Regions from separate parts of the Homo sapiens genome. Here region 2 is linked to region 1. The links are chromatin loops, found by intact Hi-C in ENCODE. Cell type or tissue: Caco-2. All regions are shown on one strand. Links, peaks and the distances in the headings refer to the core of each region. The heading gives the core; the rest is flanking DNA. Region 1 overlaps NRG3 (neuregulin 3). Region 2 overlaps NRG3 (neuregulin 3).

Evidence for each region. A loop is a pair of places that touch in the nucleus more often than their neighbours do. Peaks named below come from ENCODE experiments on the same cell type or tissue, not always from the same donor. Only the 100,000 strongest peaks of a DNase experiment are listed, where the experiment ranks them.
Region 2: it touches region 1 in a loop (8-fold over the local background); 2 of 110 quality-filtered maps call a loop at or near these places.

Annotation. Positions count from the first base shown.
Region 1 is chr10:82,923,064-82,933,494 of GRCh38, reverse strand. All of the region lies in intron 4 of NRG3 (neuregulin 3), which reads right to left. Among named protein-coding and RNA genes, the nearest start is that of NRG3-AS1, 700 kb to the right of the region's middle. In Caco-2, for the core only: no CTCF peak of the experiment used is centred there; a DNase peak (open chromatin) is centred at 4,674.
Region 2 is chr10:82,807,745-82,818,175 of GRCh38, reverse strand. All of the region lies in intron 3 of NRG3 (neuregulin 3), which reads right to left. Among named protein-coding and RNA genes, the nearest start is that of NRG3-AS1, 580 kb to the right of the region's middle. RefSeq lists a silencer at 7,576-7,764. In Caco-2, for the core only: CTCF peaks have their summits at 6,137 and 6,340 (motif pointing left); a DNase peak (open chromatin) is centred at 4,205.

The DNA.
Region 1 (10,431 bases), core at 1,459-9,458:
AACTACGAGCAAATTGGAATTCAAATATAATGGGGTAGGATAGAGGATAATTTGCCCATACCTGAGACTTGGGAAGTGACAAAGAAGGCCTCAGAGAAGACATTAGGAACAGTTGCCTGAGTGGTTGTGCAGCAGAGGTACAACCATACTTCTTTCTACTTGTGACAATGACTTAGGGCAATGTAAGAAACCCAGCTTATGCCACATGCTTACTTCCCAAGATCCAGATGCAAATAAATAAATAAATAAATAAATAAAAGCCACAGTCCTACTCACTCTGTCAACACAAGTTGACTGTCGGATGAGATTCCCAGGAACTGGAGAGAAATGCCTCTACTGCTGCCTGGACTACAGGGTTGTGAAGGCTCCTATGCTGCTCAGCTTTCAAGGAGCTCAAAATCTGAGAAAATTTGCTGCTTCCATATGTGAGTTAGCTAAGAATCTTTTTTCACTTGAATCATGACTCATTTAAAGATTTCTGGAAGAAGAATAAAGAGGGAGAGAAGAAGGGAAAGAAGAGAAGAGAAGAAAGGCGAGTGAAGAACAGATTGGAAAAGGAGAGTTAGAAAGGAAGGGAGAAGATAAGACTGGATATCAAGGGGAAAGGAGGAGAAGGGAGAGGAGGAAGAAACCGTCATTTACTGCCTGTGTGTCTTCATCCTGGATCACCCTATTTGCTGATGACCACAAGGTCTCTGACGAGTGACCTTCCTCCTCTTTAGAAGATTGAAATGTAACAGAGCTGCACTTCTCTCATTTAGAGAATGTGATTTGTTCAGTTTGTGTAAAAAGCCATGCAGGGCAGGGATCTCAGGGAGTGCCAGACGCTCCACTGTGAGCTTGCAGGAGAGAAGCAGTCAGTGTTTCCGGAATCATCTGATCCTGCTGAGTTGGATGCTGGCCACAGAGAGCCCCAGTCAGAGGTGGAAAGATCCAACATGTTCTTTATGCCATCCACATACACTACTAGCTCAGGGTGGTGGCAAACCCAGCTATCAAGTCTGCATACTCAAATTGGTACCTTACCAATGCCCAAATTAAGAGAACATTCAATTAAAGAGCCCAATAACTTCTAGCATAACATTATGACATCCGAACAATTGTTAACATATCTTGCTTGAATTTATGGAAAGAATAAAAACAGGTGACATCTCAATCACCCTAAATTGAATTTACTCAATTTGTATTGTTGCTGTTAGAGACATTAATGAAGGTGAGGGTAATGTGAACTATGGTGTGTAGCGGTGAGGTCAGAATTGCAAAGTAAGAAGGCTGTCCTACGGAATCCTAAATTTCAAACAGCCGCCATAGAGAGGAAAACAAAGTACTGGCCACAGAATGAAACCTGTCGGAAAGCAGGTGAAGGAATGGAGAGAAGGAGATGGAACTTGGAGTGCTGCTGCAGAAGATTTGGGGATGCTGCACAAGATCCCTGTGGTCCTTCCCATGGGCAGGTGGGAGCTAAGACTGTAAACTGTTCAAGGCAAATATCCAGGGATGATCCTATAGGCCAGATAAGGTAGAAGAATTTTATCTTCATTTCACAAATGAAGAAACAAAAGCTCAAAGAGGCTAAACGATGTATGAGGAAAATACCTGGGACTCAAACACATGCTGTAACTCCAGATTGCCATAAATGTTTGCTCTTTTCCTAATCTTTTCCCCACACCTGAGGAAGCTGAAAGGGATATCATTCATCCTCCCTCTTGCACTCAGACGGCAGACTGCAGGAGACTCCCGTGCAAACCAAAACTGAGCAAAACTAGAAACATAAACACAGAAAGTGTTTTATTAAAAAACAACAACAAAGCAAAACAAAAAAGCCCTAACAATAACCTTGGCCCTCAAGGACCTCAAAATCCAATAGAAGAGTCAATGAAGGTTTCAAAATGCAATGAACGAAGTTTCAGGAGAGAAATGAAAACTAGAAGGAGAAGTGAGGATATAGGAATTTCCACTATTGAATATTTAATAATTCTGTGGCAGGTACTCTGAGGAACATATAATTAACTTCTTTGTGCTCTTTTCTGAGGTCTGAAGATCCCAAGACAGCTTCCCAAGGTTATATACTCAGAAGGTGAAAGGTAGAGGCAAGATTCCAACCCAAATTGTGTCTGGCTCCAAAGTTCAAGCATGTCTTGCTTCATTACCTCCTTCATTAACATTTATTTAACCTTGAAGTCAGATGGAAAGTATCTCAAAAATAAATTTATTTTATCAATAAAGGATGGATGAATATGTAAATAAAGTTGGTAAGCTTTCTATTCCTGCTGATGGAGTAAATGGGTGATATGAAGGAAATTGGATCGGGCATGGCTCCCAAATTTCTAGTATAGACAAAAATTGGATAGTATTGGTACTGCAAGAGGGAGCAGAACAAAGCAGTTAGTGGAGGGGATGTGTGCAGTGGCTGCTTGTCCTTCATGCCCTGGGCCTGTCTTAACCTGTGAGTCTTTCTTTTTGCCATCGCCTCCTATACTCTGCTCCAGGCTCCTGTCAGTGCATCCTGCTGTCACTTCCAAATGACAGTACATTTTGTTCCTTCTGCCTGGAAAGGCCTCCCTGCTTCTCTCAATCCATCCACCAAACTATAAGCATGTCATTTAGACCTAAGATTTTCATGAAGAGGAAGTTTTCTGTCATCCCCCACCACCCACCACGAGTCCCATAGATGGGGTTCCCAGTATGAGCTTCTAGGAAAGCCAGTGAAAGTAACCTCCATTGGATCAAGTGTCACCTTGTGTTGCAATCACTCCACTCATTTTTTATCTTCACTTTGATCTGCAAGCACCTTGGCAGTTTTGCTGACTGTTTTGTTCCTATACCCTAAAAGAAAATATGGAAAAAACTATATAACATAAATGCACCCAGACTGAACTCTAAACTGGCACACACAATAGAGACATCTAAGAAATTAAGACCATGTGTTCCTGAACATCCAGACAATATACACAATCAAGTATCTTGGGGACCCAGTTAAGGCATATTATCCACCCTATTGCTGGGTTTGTTCACATCCGAAAAGGCACTCAAAAGTCATTAGACTGAGATCCCCTTGCAATTCTCAGTATCTCTGAAGTTTATCGTTATCCCTGAAGTGTCTCTGAAGACAGATAGTCCTGTTTATAAATTCTATTAATTAAATATCCCTTCTTAAATTCCACCACTATGCTAACCATAGTAGGTACGTCATAGCATAACATATTCTATGTCACAAATATTACCAGCTACACTGCAAATAAATTGCCACACAAGGGGAAACTGTGAATAAAAAACTGGTGTGCAGGTTCTAACAACAGTACTGAGGACATCTAAAGGACACTCCCATCTCTCTTCTTTCTTTTAATGCCTCGTGCTACTCACACATGTTATTACCTTGAGAAAAAGTTCACAAAGTGACACTCCTGGATGAACCCAACAATTATGAACGATCTAAAGCCACAGGGAAGCTCATGTACCTAAGGAAGAAATGGGCAGATATTCTGGATGCTCTATTGCCACTACAAGTTTAGGCAACCCAGCAGGGGGGTCTGCGAGAACTAAAAGCCCATCAAAATCCCTCTTTGTGTTGTATATTATAAAGATTCATTTTTTTTCTTTTTCCTTTTTTTTTTTTTTTGAGATGGAGTCTCGGTCTGTCTCCCAGGCTGGAGTGCAGTGGCACAATCTCGGCTCACTGCAACCTCTGCCTCCCACCTTCAAGCAATTCTCCTGCCTCAGCCACCATAGCTGTGATTACAGGTGCCAACCACCATGCCTGGCTAATTTTTGTATTTTTAGTAGACATGGGGTTTCACCACATTGGCTGGTATTGAACTCCTGACCTCAAGTGATCCTCTTGCCTCGGCCTCCCAAAGTGCTGGGATTACAGGGGTGAGCCACTGCACATTTCTGTTGGAATCAAATGCTACACTGATCAAGTGAACAAGTAGAAACCATCAGTCACCAAGGAAGACAAACTTGTTAAGAAAGAACAATTGCTGGAAGACTTAGTAGCTCATAGTTGGAATAAAATTTAACCAGTAAACACGTCCGCAGGCACTGTTTGCAGATCCTCTGCTCGGAAAGATAAATCTTATACCTGGGGATTGTTTTAAAATTTGCTTTCTGAAAGGTAAAACGGTACTTGCATCCCTTAGGACATAGAAATGACAGCCTAGTTTTAGATAGAGTGGCTCAAAGCACAACTTCATTTTAGGAGAGAACAACAGAGTTAAGACAGTTGTCAAAGCAGAAGATATTTCATGTTTCATACCATTCCTCCACCCCTACCATTAGCATGTGAGCATCTTACAGGGTTGGCAGAAGAGGACATTATAATTCGGATTCAGCAAATGTCTGTACCTAAGCAGATATGTGTGCTTTGTGTGATGAGAGTGCCATTCTCACCATTTCTAGGATAAAACGATCCATTTTAGAATACTAGAAATTTCTCCCAAATGCATGCATTTGTTGATGATTCTGAGACATTGGTTCTCCTATAGATAGTTCATGTTTTTCCTCCACTTAACAGACCATGAGTGTCTTGACAACAGTGGGACTCCCATGCAATTCGGTGAAATCCAGCCTTCTCAGATTAGTGAGCTATGCAATATAGGCAACAAAGGAACACAGATGTACAAAATGGGTATGGAGTGTGAGGGGGTGTGAGCACAGCATGGGTACACATGCACTGGGAAAGATCAGGCTCCACAGATTACAGCCCAGGGGCCAAACACAGCTGCTTTTGTAAATAAAGTTTTATTGGAGTACAGCCACATCTATTTGTTTGTATTGTCTATGGTTGCTTTTGTACTACAATAGCAGACTTGAGTAAAAGTCAACAAAGCCTAGATATTTACTCTTTGAACAAGTTTGAGATTTACTTTTAAAAAAAAAAAAACCTGCTGATCCCTGAAATAGATAAAAATAAATGGTGTTGGGAGAACTGGCTAGCCATATGCAGAAAAACTGAAACTGGACCCCTTCATTACACCTTATACAAAAATTAACTCAAGATGGATTAAAGACTTAAACTTAAGACCTAAAACTATAAAAACCCTAGAAGAAAACCTAGGCAATACCATCCAGGACATAGGCATGGGCAAAGACTTCATGACTAAAACACCAAAAGCAATGGCAGCAAAAGCCAAAATTGACAAATGGGATCTAACTAAACTAAAGAGCTTCTGCACAGCAAAATAAACTATCATCAGAGTGAACAGGCAACCTATAGAATGGGAAAAAATTTTTGCAATCTATCCATCTGACAAAGCACTAATATGCAGAATCTACAAATAACTTAAACAAATTTACAAGAAAAAAAAACCCATCAAAAAGTAGGCAAAGGATATGAACAGACACTCCTCAACAGAAGACATTTATATAGCCAGCAAACATATGAAAAAAAGCTCATCATCACTGGTCATTAGAGAAATGCAAATCAAAACTGCAATGAGATACAATCTCATACCAGTTAGAATGGCAATCATTAAAAAGTTAGGAAACAACAGATGCTGGAGAGGATATGGAGACACAGGAATGCTTTTACACTGTTGGTGGGAGTATAAATTAGTTCAACCATTGTGGATGACAGTGTGGTGATTCCTCAAGGATCTAGAAACAGAAATACCATTTGACCCAACCATCCCAGTACTGGGTATATAGCCAAAGGATTATAAATCACTCTACTATAAAGACACACGCACACGTATGTTTATTGCAGCACTGTTCACAATAGCAAAGACTTGGAACAAACCCAAATGCTCATCAATGATAGACTGCATAAAGAAAATGTGGCACATATACACTGTGGAATACTATGCAGCCATATGAAAGGATGAGTTCATGTCCTTTGCAGGGACATGGATGAAGCTGGAAACCATCATTCTCAGCAAACTAATACAGGAACAGAAAACCAAACAGCACATGCTCTCACTCATAAGTGGGAGTTGAACAATGAGAACACATGGACACAGGAAGGGGAACATCACACACCAGGGCCTGTCAGGGGGTGGGGGCCAGGGGAGGGATAGCATTAGGAGAAATAATGATGACAGGTTGATAGGTGCAGCAAACCACCATAGCCCGTGTATACCTATGTAACAAACCTGCATGTTCTACACATGTATCCCAGAACTTAAAGTAAAATAAAAAAATACATTCCATAAATAAAAATTATTTTGTCAGGGGATGTATAATAAAAATTTAAATAATGTCTCAAACTAATTTTTAAGTATTTTTTTGAATTGCCACAAGAATAATGTTAGTTCCTTTATTGTGCTGGGTAAATAAAGAGACTGTCAGGCTATGGAAGCCACCACCCTTCAGCACCAGCAAGGAGACAAGGCCTCTGCGGCACCTATGATTAGAGCTCTGTGCTGGGGATTCAACTTCTAAAGCCTTGCAGTCCGTGTTGGGGGTCCCTGAGCAAGGACAGATGGGCAGTCCTTTGAGCACTTCAGGTGGAAAAGCTCTGCTCAAGTAGTGATGGTGCTGAGGAACTGAGCCAGGGAGAGCCCTTCCCAGAAAACTAAACTGGAGACCAGAAGGATAACAAAGGTCAGTTAGAATTGGGGGAATGACCCAAAGATAAAGAAAATAAAGACAAAGAGACACAGTGCAGTTGAGACATGTTCAATGGATGTCCAATCCAAAGGCAGATCTACTGAGGATTATTCACATTTCAGGAGACAAGAACTGTTTTTATTCTGCTAGAATCACACTTTAATATTGCCACAGACTCTGTGAGAGAGGCCAGGCCTCAAAGTTAGAAACTTGTTAATTTTAATTACTTATTTTGCTCTTATTGCATTAATCAATGTCCCTGAATTTTGTTTTGTTTGTTGTAATCAAATGAGCTTAACACACAGAGAATGAAATGGGAAGAAATTTCTGTCAGGAAGTAATTACCCGGCATTACAAATTGTATTCAGGACAAGATGGCTCACCCAGAGAGATATAAAGGAAAATGGAATGACTTAAGGATGTGATAGATACTTCTTGGATGCTCAAGTGACTATCACTTTTTAGAAAGTTTTTATTTATTTGGTCACCAGAATATTCCCTAAGATAATTGGAGCTTGTAGTCCTCAGCTATAAAGCTAAGTGGTGGAACTTCATCACAATATAGCACAGTTGTCCCTGGATATGCTTGGGGATTGATTCCAGGATCCCCTGTAGATACCAAACTTGAAGGCTACTAAAGTCTCTTATACAACAAGGTGTGTTATTTGCCTATAGCCTACACATATCCTCCTATATACTTTCAATCATTCCTGAATTACTTATAATACCTAATACAATGCCTACACATCACTTCATTAGCGTGGATTTGATATATTTGGCATATGGCAAATTCAAGTTTCGTTTTTTGGAACTTGGTGGAGTTTTCTTTTCCAAATATTTTCTATCCATAGTTGGTTGAATCCATGGATGCAGAACCCATGGATATGGAGGACCAACTGTACTTTGGAGCCAATACTGTGCTTGAAATGAGGTGGATAAATGGCTTTTAGCTAAACCTTTAAAACAATCTCTCCCTGAATGATCTGCCTGACTGCTCAAATCCCCTAAAATGCATGGCAGCCTGCCCTGCTTGCCTTGCCATCGCTAGTTGCATTAGCCTGGGCAGGCTGCAAAAGGGGGTGTAGGGCAAGCCTCTCTCTGGGAAAGACTAAGGCAATAGGTCATCTTTCCAGTTTAAGCTGCTAGTTCTACACACATGGAGTTGCAGATATATGTATTCTCACTGCTCTGACCAAGCAAAGAAAGAGTGACTTTTCATAATGACTCACAGGCTATAAATAACTGTACCTACCTCTCTCTGTCATCATCTATGTATAAACCCTACGTAGATTGATTAAAAAATAATAACCCTTGGCAAAGGAGTCTTCCAGTTTTTCTGCTACTGGGAATTAAGAAGACAGGAGTAGCATTAAAGCATGCTTGTCCCTATTCTGCGAGGCCATGCCTCTGTGAAAAGGCCTCACAGACAACAACAATAGCAATGACAACTACAACATGAATATTTATGGAGCACTTAAAATACAAAGCTCTTTATAGGTGCAAAGTCATTTAGTCCTTTCAACAGTGCTGGGACCATTATTAACCCCAGTTGCACTTGAGAAGATTAGGGCACAGAGAAACTAAAGTATAAGTTCAAGTTCAAGAAAAAGTAAATGGTCACAGGCAGTCTGGCTCCAGAGGCCATGCTTTCAACCACCACATGTCATTGTTGCATAGCTAGAAAAGAAACACTGTCTTCCTGTACTTCTGTAACAGAAAATCAAACCAATAGTGTTGGAGAGGGGATGTGGTAGAGTAAAAAAGGCCATCCTCCTTGGAGTCAGTTTAAAGACCAATTCTAATTTGTACTAAGTAAACTAACTTTGAGGAATTCTTTGTCTTCCCCTAGTCTCAGGGCCCTCATCTGTAAAATGGGGGTGCTTATGTCTTCTGTACAGGGTTTTCGTGGCATAAAAATATGATGGATACAAAGTTTTCAGCATTGTGTCTGGCATGTGATGAGTAATCACTCCAAAAAGTCATGCTTTTCTTCTTTCTTCCTGCTCTGGTGATCTGGAAAGTATCAAGTCTCTTTTATCCCTATAATTATAGGAGACTTTTACTCTTATGTAACATGGAAAAAGCAATTACATGGATTGGCTGAACTGCTAAACAGCCAAGAATCTTCTTTTGAAAAGCTGGGGTGTCCATGATATCAAAGAACAGCTTGTACCCATCAAAATGCAGAGGATCATTGTCATGAAGCTTACTCCTACCTTCCAAGCTGCTGTGAGTTACAGTGAAGAAGCTTGAAATATGTAAAATCTTAATTACACTACCAGGTAGCTTTGAATGCTACTGGTCTAGAAGAAGGAAGGGATATTCTATGCTGTGTCAACCTACAATCTTTAAAAGCTTTTTTTTTTTTTTAATGTGAGATATTTGATTTCAGTACATAGAAGACTTCGAAAATCAGATATGGGCAAAACCAAACAGATAATATCATTGGAATGTGTCTGATTTGCTTCCTCTTCTGCCTTATGGTAGACCCACTGAATCCCAACTTCCTACCCCTTCCTCATTACCACCGCACAAACTGATGAGCCAATTCTGATCATGGCTTGGGAATGAATTATAATGGGGTTTGTAGAGAGGCACAGGGTAGTGGAGCATTTAGGGATACTTAGGCGATTGATTCATTGAACATCAAGTCCGCATAGTAATAGTTCGGTTCTGGTCTTGGGCTCTGCCTCTGAGGTCTCAGTGACAAACTCCCAATGCTCCTTTTGGGTTCTGGAAACCTAGGTCCCTGCCTTGACATTTGTTTAGTGCTTTCTGCCTTCTAGTGGAAAGAAACTGGAATCTTGCCAACAATTTTCTCTCACCATCTCTTTCTACCTTTTTTTTTTTTTTTTTTTTTTTGAGACAGTCTCGCTATGTTGCCCAGGCTGGAGTACACTGGCATGATCTCGGCTCACTGCCTCCTGGCTTCAAGCAATTCTCGTGTCTCAGCCTCCTGAGTAGCTGGGATGACAGGTGCCTGCCACCATGCCCAGCTAATTTTTGTATTTTTTAGTAGAGATGGGGTTTCACCATGTTGGCCAGGCTGGTCTTGAACTCCTAACCTCAAGCAACCCGCCCACCTGACCTCTGTGCCCGGCCCTCTCTCTACCTTTAACAAGTGCACATATGCGTGCACACACACACACAGGTAGAAGGAGGAGGGGGGAAAGGAGAGAGATCTTAATGTTCCACGATTTTTTGTCTTTTAAGGCCTGTTTTAACCTACTTAAACAAGAAAAAAAAAGCTTTCCTAATGCTAATTGCCTGATGTTCTGGTTATACAAATATTTCCATTTCTTTCTCTCCTGTTTTTAATACATACATTTGTATATTTACCAAATCATTTATTTATTCATGCATTAATAATTCAGGTATTTACAATTATTGATTGAGCAACACTATGTTGTCAGGTATCAAGTCAGGCATTAGAGGTAACTCTAACATGAACAGACATACTTCTTGCTCTCGCAGATTTTTCCAAGCTAGTAGAGGGTGGAGACAATGTACTGAGTGCAATGTGGGAACCTATAATAAGTACATAATCCAGGCTTTGGAGACAGGATTTGGAAGGCAGGGAAAGATATTTGTAAGAGGTAATACCTCTGATGATCCTGAAAGGAGAGTAGAGATTAGGTGGAGGATGAAAGATGAAAGCTTAGTTGGTAAGTGGAGAGAGGAACAGTAGGATGTTTCAGACACAGCAAACAGCATCTGTAGAACCCACAGTGGGAAAGAGAGCATGTAATATTAAAGAAACTTAAAGTCATTCAGCATAGGAGTCATACAATGGGCATGGCTGGGAGATTGCAGGAAGTGGCATGATCATCTTTGTATTTTAGAATGGCTTTGTTCTGTGGAGAATGGATTGGAAGGGGATGACCT
Region 2 (10,431 bases), core at 1,042-9,041, 110 kb after region 1:
AACACCCAGAAGTTACCACCCCATTTTCTATTGATTTCTAAATAACCCACCACCTAATCTGCATACAATTAATAGTGGGTATAAATGCAGCTAGCCAACAGCCCATGCGTGGCTACTCTCCACGCACTGCCTATGGGCTAGCCCTGCTCTGCAAGGGGCAATCACCAAGCATAAACACTGCTGCTTAAGTAAAGCTGCTTTCTTCCACCGCAGGCTTGAGTGAAGCCAAGAACCTTCCCTTCATCACACTTATTTATCATAAATTGTTCTTACACTTTGCCTAGTAACACAGCTCTGTCTTTCTAACCTGAGCAAGCTGGGTCTTCAATGGATCAGCCACATTATTCTGTGCATTCAGCAGCTACCATGTAAAAGCTGCTATACAAAAAGAAGCAAGGGAGAAAGGCTCTAATGTCTTTTCAGTAGAGAACTCCCCAGGGAAACAGACCTTTTAATGGCTGCTGAATTGAACTTCTAGTGTAATATCCTGGCAAACTTCCTTACCAAGAGTAGCTCTTTTCATCCATTTAGTCCATCTTTATTCGGTGTTTTGGGGCATACACCTTCATTCTTCATGGAGATAAGAGTCCAGGCTTACCTGAATCAAACTTGGACCAATTTGGACAAAATAACCAGGAGTAGAGGTAAGAGAAGCAAACAAAGCAAGTTTATGCAAAAAAAGAAAAAGAACCAACAAGCACAAGTGCCTGGAAACAGGCCACAGAACTCTGAGAACTGTGAGATTTATATGAAATCGCAATTTGCATTGTTCAGGCTTAAAATATAGAAAAAATCTACCATATCAGGTTTGTAGTCCTAGCTCAGGCACCATTTGGCTTTCGGTAACTTATTTAATATTGGTGGGCTTCAGTTTTCTCAGCTATTAAATGGTAATTTTGCTATTGAAATCTGTAGCTTGAGAGATTCATTGAGGTCCTGGAAGAAAGGCAGTCCAGGAACCAAAATGTTCCAAAGGCCACAATGATACAGAAGGGGCTGTTACTTGGAAAGCCATCAGTAGAATTGCTGAATTAAAGGGGAAGAGACAAATGCACAATGCAAGACTGGAAACTGGGGAAATCTTTTCAGCAGCGTGGAAAAGGCAAGATCATTTAGAATTTAAAACCAAAACTGATACAATTTCTTCTACTTCATAGATAAGTACAATTTTGTTCAGGAAAATACTTTGTTACTTTCTAGTAGAGGGGTCCTCATTTATGAAAATACCCACATATTCCTCCATACAAAGTGGAACACTCTCAGGCATGGTCTGGGAAAATGAGGACTGCAACAAAGATATTACGTGTATCTAATGTCCAGAGCTGGGTGCGGGGATGCCAGTTGCAGCAGGAGAAGCATGGCTGGGGCTGCGTGCTCTGCTGAGCCTGTGGGAGCCTGGAACAGCTGGGAGCCCCACCTCCTTCTGAGTTGGGGCTGCTGAGGGTGGCTCAGTGTGGGCCTGCAGGCCCCCTCCACTTGAACAGACTGGGCACTATGGACAACATGATTAAGGAAGTAGGAGGCAGACAGGCTCCTCTGTGGGAAGGGGTAAAGACCCACCTTCAGGTGGAATTCCAGGTGGAGTCCACGGCCAGGAGTGAGAACTTATGGTGCTTTTTCTGGGCCCACCCATGGCTGCCCATGGACCAATCAGCATGCATTTCCTCCCTTCTGAAGCCCAGGAAAACCCTGGACTCAGCTGGACTCACAGAAAGACATCAGGACAACCTGTCTGTGAAAAGTAGCTACCCACTTTGGGTCTCCTCTCTGCTGAGAGCTGGACACTCATCGGGATGACCTGCCTGCGGAAAGGAGCTACCCACTTCGGGTCTCCTGAGAGCTGTTCTGTTGCTCAATGAAGCTCCTCTTTGCCTTGATCACCCTCCAGTTGTCTGCATACCTCATTCGTCCTGGATGTGGGACAAGAACTCGGGATACGCCAAATGGCAGGACTAGAAGAGCTGTAACAAAAAACATGGCTGAAACACCTCACCTCCCACTTGCCACATTGTGGGTGACAAGAAGGAGAGAAGAGCTGTGGCCGTTCAGGGAGCCCAGACATAGGGGATCCCTAAGCCAGGGCTGTGACACCCTTTTTGGGGCTCTGTGGTTCCTGGTGTCTCCAAGCTTCTGGGCAACACCATGTTCCTCTCGTCCAGATGCAGATGCCCAATTATACCATTCAGCCATGCCACATGTACCACATGTGGTCCAGCCACAGCTTCACACAGAGCCAAAACGTGTGCTAGCGCCTGGAGCTGCCTGCCCTGCCATAGCAGCCAGCATGCCTAGCCAGTGCACAGTGGCTGGTCTCCGTGCTTGCTTGCCCACACACCCCTCACTGCTGCACCCCTGGCTCACCCTTAGCAGGTGTGGGATCCAGGCCAGTAGCATGAGCCGAGTGCAGCCTGCCAGGTGAAGTGGGCGGAATAAGCCCAGCAGGTGTGAGCAATACTTAGGCAGAAGGCACAACCGGACACAGAGGTTTCCAGCTGAAACCTCTGTGAACCTCCAGGTGAAGTGACACCTGGAGGATCCCATGACATATACACATGTTACAATGAGAATATTGAGATTTCCAGACCAAAGGGAATTTATAAGTTCATGACATCAGGAGAGGAAAAAGAAGGGTTCTAGCCACATGGGGGAAAGCAGAGAGCTCAAGAGAAAGATCAGGAAGAGAAAATTTTTGAGGAAATTTAGGTAGTAGACACAAAAAATTTAAAGAAACAAAAGTGTCAAACCTCTCATGATGTTTGTTGTAAGCTTTTAAGTGAACACCTCATACATTTCCCCAAAGCTTTGCTATTTCTTTGACAAATGGTGGGGAAATCAATGAAATGGGGCCAGGTCTCACATTTGGGCCAAAGAGTAAAGAGCAGTTGTTCCAGGTGAGATGCAAGGGAGGTCCTGAGTTTAACTGGAACAGAAAATGAAAGCAAAAAGTACCTGGACATTTTATGGAAACTCTGGAGAAGGCACAACAAACTTTCATCAGGATGCCATAGCAAATTTTAAAAAATTATTTCCTAGGATGGTATGACCAAAGCCAACCTCTTACTAACATGGGTTTTGGAAGATACTTCTTTAAACCAGGAGGACGGCGATGACCGCAATGCACACTCTCAGAGCAACAATCATGAGAACATTTTTCTAGAAGCAGATCAGCATGGTGGGTTTGGACTTTTGCTCCAGTACTGAGTAGCTCTGTGATCTCTAGAAGTCTATGCAAACTTTCTGTACTGCACTTTCCTTCTCTGTAAAATGGATACAGTCTCAGGTGGCACAACACAGAGTTGTGAGGATTAAAGGAGGCCTCTCACATAAAGTGCTTAGCAGACTACCAAACATGATAGTGTGCAAGTGTTCACTATGACTCATACAGGCTTAGTGCTGAGAATGAAGTAAGATGATATTTATAAAAGTGCTTTTTAAATTATACAGAAAATACATGTGAAATTGTTGGTTATTATAAAATGAAAATAAAAGAGTAAAATTCTGACTTCTTGGTCCTAAAACTCAAAAAATAATTCTCTCTTAGGCTTTACAGGATGAAATGTTTTCTCATGGGTCAGAAGTAGCTGTCGGCCTTTCTACTATAGAGGCATCATGGGAGGATGAGAGAATACTAAATTATTTAACACTAGGATCAAGAAATTTCCCATATCATAAACCTGGCTCCACAGGCTTCCTCATCAGTGGTAGTCTTCGGGGAGAAGCCCCATGCGGCCTCTGGGTTTTAGAATGTGCATTAGCATTTACTAGTAATGATAGTGATTAATATTATTTATAAAATTAATCCTAGGCAAATCTCTAAACACCCTGTTCTACTCTTTAATGTAAATTAATGATCATTTTATCTTTCTCCATCTCAGTTTAATTAGAATCCACAGTAGTCTATGAATTGGTATGTTTGCCAAAGTTAACTCAATAGTGTATACAAATAGTGGTCAATGAAAAGACCTGTTTGGAAAGCTACATGCTGACATAATTGAAAACCACTTGGTTATGAGTCATAGAGCTTGGGAGGAAATGCTTTCATCTGCTGCAATTCAATTATACTACAAATTACATCAAAGGAGATCCTGATAAAGCCTGCAAAGATAATGGTGAACAATGATTAGCAATGAAAAGAAGAGCATTCCTGGGAGTGAACCGTGCCACCTGCACAGAGTACGAGTAACTTCTAAGTAGCAGCCCTGATGCTCTATGAATCTGGGACTGAGGAGTCACGCGCCAGGCCAGCTGCTGTTTCCCATAGTCCTCTCAAGACCTGTGTGTACACACGTTCCAAGTCATGCTTCAGACACAGCTTTGGGCCCTCAGTTACTTTAAAAATTAAAATTGGGTTTGGAAAGATCGCTTCAATATACAATCTCTAAATTTGATTTGTCAATGATTTTTATGGTCTCCACCACAAAATTCTGAAACGTGATCAGATCTAGGAGTTAAGAGAATGAATATAAATGAGACTGTGTTACAAAAGACAGCCCGTTTAATTAATAAGCATTTTCTGAGCATATTGTTGATAATACAAATAAAGGTGTAAAAGTGTAAATAAAGATCTTTGTTCTCAAGATTACCATGCTCTCGAGGAAGTCTCATATGGAAGCAACTACAATGTTATAATGCAATATACTAAGACTTATTTAAAAAGGTACAGGCTGGGCACGGTGGCTCACATCTGTAATCCCACCACTTTGGGAGGCTGAGGCGGGTGGATCACTTGAGGTCAGGAGTTTGAGACCAGCTTGGCCAACATGGTGAAACCTCATTTCTATTAAAAATACAAAAATTAGCCAGGTGTGGTGGTGGATGCCTGTAATCCCAGCTACTCAGGAGGCTGAGGCAGGAGAATCACTTGAGCCTGGGAGGAAGAGGTTGCAGTGAGCTAAGATTTTGCCACTATACTCCAGCCTGGGCAACAGAGCAAGACCCTGTCTCAAAAAAAAAAAAAAAAAAAAGAGAAACAGAGGGTATGAATAATGATGAATAATGTACTTTGTGTTTTTTTTACTTTAACTTGATTAACTCATCAAAACACTCATACATTTCAGATCTAGGACATGCTGTGGTCTGCCATGAGTGATATGAGCACAGGTTTCAAAGATTGATACCTGCTGATAAATTTCTTGAGTTATTGCATGACTGAAAATGTCTTTCTGTTGCTATTACATTTAAGGACAACATGTCAAGATGTAAAATCTTGGTTCACATTTGATTTTTCTAACACTTTTATAGATGTTTCTTTTTGCTTTCTGGTTTTGACTATTGCAGAGGAGAAATTCAAATTTTGTCTGGTTATCTTCTTTGAAATAAACATATTTTTTGTACTATGTAGAATAAAACATCTAACTTTTGCTTTGCAGTTTCAAAACTTATCAGAAAATGTCTACATGTTAGTTTCTACTGAGTAATTTTATTTGAGTGTGATAAGCCAGGTTTCTCAATATTTCTATGGTCCTGAGTTTTGTTTCATTCATAACTCTTATGCTAATTTTTATCTCCTGAGAGGTTGCTTTTGCATCCTGAGTGTGCTTTTTAAATTCATTTTTTGTTTTATTGATGTGGTTTTTAGCAGTGTTGATTCTACATTTTCCATATACAATAAAGATCTTATTTTTATTTCACCCACATTTTACTATAATTATGTCAGTTTAATAGAAGCAGTATTATTTTTTATCTCACCTAGGATTAAATGAAAAATAACTAGGCTTAACATTTTATTTTGCTTCATGTCAAAATGTAAATTTCAAAGTAGACTTTTTGTTCTTGAGCCGAAGAACCTTCATTGGTTGGTTGGTTCTAGTAATTTGCCTCAAAGAAAAACAAAACAAAAAAGCAAAACAAACCACATATCTTTAAATTTGGGTTGTTAATTTTCAGCATTTTGACCAGAAATCTAGGTGCCTTGCTTCTCAAAGGATGATTCAGGGACTAGGAATATCAGCATCAACTGAGAGGAGACTGGGAGAAATAGAGGATCTTAGATTCCCACACAGACATAGCGAACTGGAACCTACATTTCAACAAGATCTCCACATAATTATATACATATTAACATTTGAGAAACCCTGGTCTAGAAGAGCCATGTATTTGGTTGTTGGGAGTCATTTAACTCAGCTGAGCTATCAGGCTTCATACCAACACTGAAGCCAGCTGACATCTCTTTAAGTTTCTGTCTCTAAAGTGTGGCTTGAAGACAACATGCTTGCCAAGCTCTGGTGTGACCAAAGATTGTAGGATCCAGTCTACAAGGTGTTTTACATGTTTATTCAGTCAACTATCATGGTTTCTTCCCTGAAGTATGGATTAAGACAGACTGGGCAATCCAACTCTGAAAATTTCAAAGCCTGCCCCCTGGAGGACTGCTGGTGAATGCAGCTCCATGGCAGGGAAGGAAAGCAATTGAACAGGAAGAGCTTGCCTCAGTCCAGGCAGGTGTTGAAATACGGGCCTATTAATGTTCACAGTTTTATTTTGCTTTATCTCTAAGGATCTAATTAATTTAGAGATCATTGCTTTTACTGTCAATGTGGAATAAAGATGATGAATGGACTAACCTCGGCATGTGCAGCCCAAATTGGTGTATTCCCAATGGTTCCTACTGCCTGTCACCTTTACTTTTCACCTGTTCCACAAGTGTTACAATAGAATCTAATAGGAAGGTAGCTCTAAGCCAAATGGGTCACTGATATCTCCCCAGAATTTCACCATTGCAGGAGAAACAAAAGCTGGTTAAAATTCCAAAAACTTTAGAAGGTCGCCACAAGCCTCCCTTTCTAAAAAGGGAACGCACATCATTGACATACAAGTTCTTTCTGCCCTTTTGTTTATTCAACGAATATTTAATGGATACAGAAGTAGGCTCTGGTGATATGGCAGTGAACAAACAGGTGAAGCTTCTTCCTTCATAGAGTTTGTTATCTAGTGAAAATATAAACATTACAAAACAAATCATGTGAAGATGGTTATAAGTCATATGAAGCAATACATATCATGGTAAAGAGCTAGGCAGGCATTCATTGCCAGGCGTTTGTATGTATATATGCTTGGGAGACAGATATGGCTATTTTGCAAAGGAGGCTCAAAGGAGCCCCCAGTGAAAAAGTGAATTTCAGTGGAGATTTGAAGGAAGTGAAGGAAGGGGCCCTGCAAATGACTAAAGGAAGAACACTGCAAGTAAAGGACACACAAGGACACCTCTCCATAGTAGGGCAGTAGTATATTTTATTCTGAAAATTCATAAGAATTTAAAGAGAAAAATGTATGACATACCCATTAAAATTAGATAACAAATCCTGTTTTTAGTGGCTTTTAAGTATTAATATCTTGTATGTCTCCCTATTCTTCCTATTACCAGCGACCTAGTTCACACCCTCAGCATCACTGGCTTGGACTATTGCAGTCGCTTCTTCTTTTTTTTTTTTTTTTTTTTAGGCTGGAGTGCAGTGGTGCGATCTTGGCTCACCACAACTTCCGTCTCCCGGGTTCAAGTGATTCTCCTGCCTCCGCCTCCCGAGTTGCTGGGATTACAGGCACCCACCAGCACGCCTGGCTAATTTTTGTATTTTTAGTAGAGACGGGGTTTCACCACGTTGGCCAGGCTGGTCTCAAACTCCTGACATCAGGTGATCCACCTGCCTCGGCCTCCCAAAGTGCTGGGATTACAGGCGTGAGCCACAGTGCCTGGCCTTCAGTCACTTCTTTACTGATCTGTTTGTCTTTAGTCACATACTAATCCAGTCCATTTTAAGCAAAAATGAACCTAGTGCAACATCTCAGCCTAAAACTCTTCAAAAACATTCACATAGAAAAAAACAGCATTGGAGATCCACTGCTAAATCATTCACAACTGTCAATCCCAAATGGATTTTATACTTAAGTATAAAAACCAGATCTTTAAAACTTTTCAAAGGAAATAGACCAATACATATCCATAACCTTAGGGTAGGGCTACTTTTAAACAAGACATGAAGCACACAAAGAATTAGGATGGGCTGATATCTTTAACTGTACTACAATTAAGAACCTCTGCCTGTCAAAATCATAGGGCAAGCCATAAACTGGGAGGTAATTTACAAGACACATAATTGCCAAAGGAATTAGTATCCAGAATATGTAAAAAATACCTATCCTATATATATCAATAAGAAAAAGCAACTTTCAAATCAGGAGTTGGCTTTCACAAGAGCAGAAATATAAAAATCAACAAGTTATAAGAAAAAAAAAAACCTGTGTAGAAATTGGATTATTGAAATGCCTTTACAACCCAGTAGATTATCTTAAATTTAAAAAAAATAATGAAGTTTTATTGACAAGGTCATGGAAAGCAGATTGTGAGAATGGGGGTGTAAATCACTGAAAAAAACCTGGAAAACTACTTAGGATTATCTCTTGCAGAATTAAAGATGAATATTTCTTACATAAAAATTCTCTAGTGTCATTGATAGTAAAGCAAAAATCTAGAAACAAGAAATGAGGTTGAAACACAAATGAACCCTGAAAGTAAATTCTCTACAGCCACGTTAACAGGGACAAATCTCACAAACATAAGGTTGAATTTCTTAAAAATCACCAAAATATACATTATGTGTTAAAACTATTTAAATACGTTTCTGTATGATAAGATATAATATATTATGGGGACATAGTTACAAACTTAGGAATGCTAAGGAAGATAATTTACATCTCAGAGGAGCACAGGACTTGTCTCAATGGTGTTATTATGTTCACATTTTTTAAATGGGGTACATGGGAATACTAATGTTGTTTTTTTCACATTTTATAAATATAATATATATTTTTTGTATAAATGATATATTTTATGATTATAAAGAAGAAGAATGAGTGTTGAAAACAGTGGATCTTTGGTTCAAATCCCATATCTTCTACTTTGTTTAATATGCCCTGAGACTCATCATTTTTTTTCTCCTTTACATACACAACTGAATTGCATACACAGTCACTAGCACAATCATTGGCAAATGGCGAGTACTAAATATATATTGGATAATATGGGATGGGGCTCTTTAATGGCTTCTCATGGCTGTTCCCTTCTTTGCATGGTGCATGTGTTGTCTTGAACTGGCCTTGACCCTCTTGTCCAACTTCATATCCCACCATCGCCTCCTCTCAGTCACTGCTACAGCATATGCCAGCATTCCTCATTTCTTTGCCTTCAGTACTAAACCCATTGATCTGCCATTATTCCTCAAGGCTCAAGCCAAATAGCACCTCTACTGTGAACAGACAACACTGTAGCACTGACCCCAATACATGTAATTCATGCAATTTTAGTAAAAATTCACGTAATTTTAGTGTTTATATGTGGGTTTAATCATAATATTATGGCAGGAGCCATATATTGTTTTATCATCTTATCCCAGGACAGGTGAAAAAACAATAAATAAGTAGCTGTATAAGGAATAAATTCATAATTTTGAGATTACTTTAGTTGTCTAAATTCCGGGTTTGATTTAAAACATGAAGCATGGGTAATTCTATTAATCATAAATAGGTAAAAGTTTTGTCATTGCAGAAAAAGCTAATGAAGTATTTCTAAAAAATAACAGTTTAATTGGAGAGATTTTTTTCATTCTAAGGCTATCTAAAAAAGTTAATCACATATATAATCATCTATGAAAGATCTCACACATTTATATTATCATAAAAATATCTCAAAATTAAAAGAAAAATGTGTGTGTTTAATTACATAATGTCACTGATCACCAAAAATTATAAGTAATTTGTAATAGTAAAATGAAATGAGTCGACTCCTTTATTGAATTTAAATGAATTTGAATATTTATTTTCTGGAACATTTAGTAAAATGATCTCAATGTATCATTCAGATTTAACTGTGTGATACACAGTGTAAGTAGAAACTGTATTTATAAGCTATAAACAAAATGAAAGGAGAAACTCTAAGGTGCTTATTCAAAATAGCGACTTGACTACTGTGCTTTTTTTTTTTTACTACGTGTGTAGAAATTATGTTTGAGGGGCATTTATGAGAGCAATTATTCAAGATACATGAAAAATGAGATGAAAATAAGTGAAGAACCTACGAATTAACCATAAATGTTCCTCATTCACAACACAGAAAGGGTAACACCAGATACATCTACCCCCTTACGATAATGGGAGTCAATTTATTGGAGAAAATTTTTGCAGTTATTGAGAAAGATGAAGAAGGAAAGAAATTGTCTGTGAGAGGAGACTATTTAGGTAAAGAAAGAAAAAGGATTTGTAAACAAGGAATAGTACTGTGAGTCCCTGGACTGTTTCAAAGAAAATTAGATGTGTTTTGTGAAAAAATAAATGAAATAAATTTATTTAAAAAGTATGCCATATGACTGTCTTTGCAGCCATATAAGAGAAGACAGGAAACAGGGAAAAAGGGAAAAAGAAGCTTGCTTTGGAGGCATG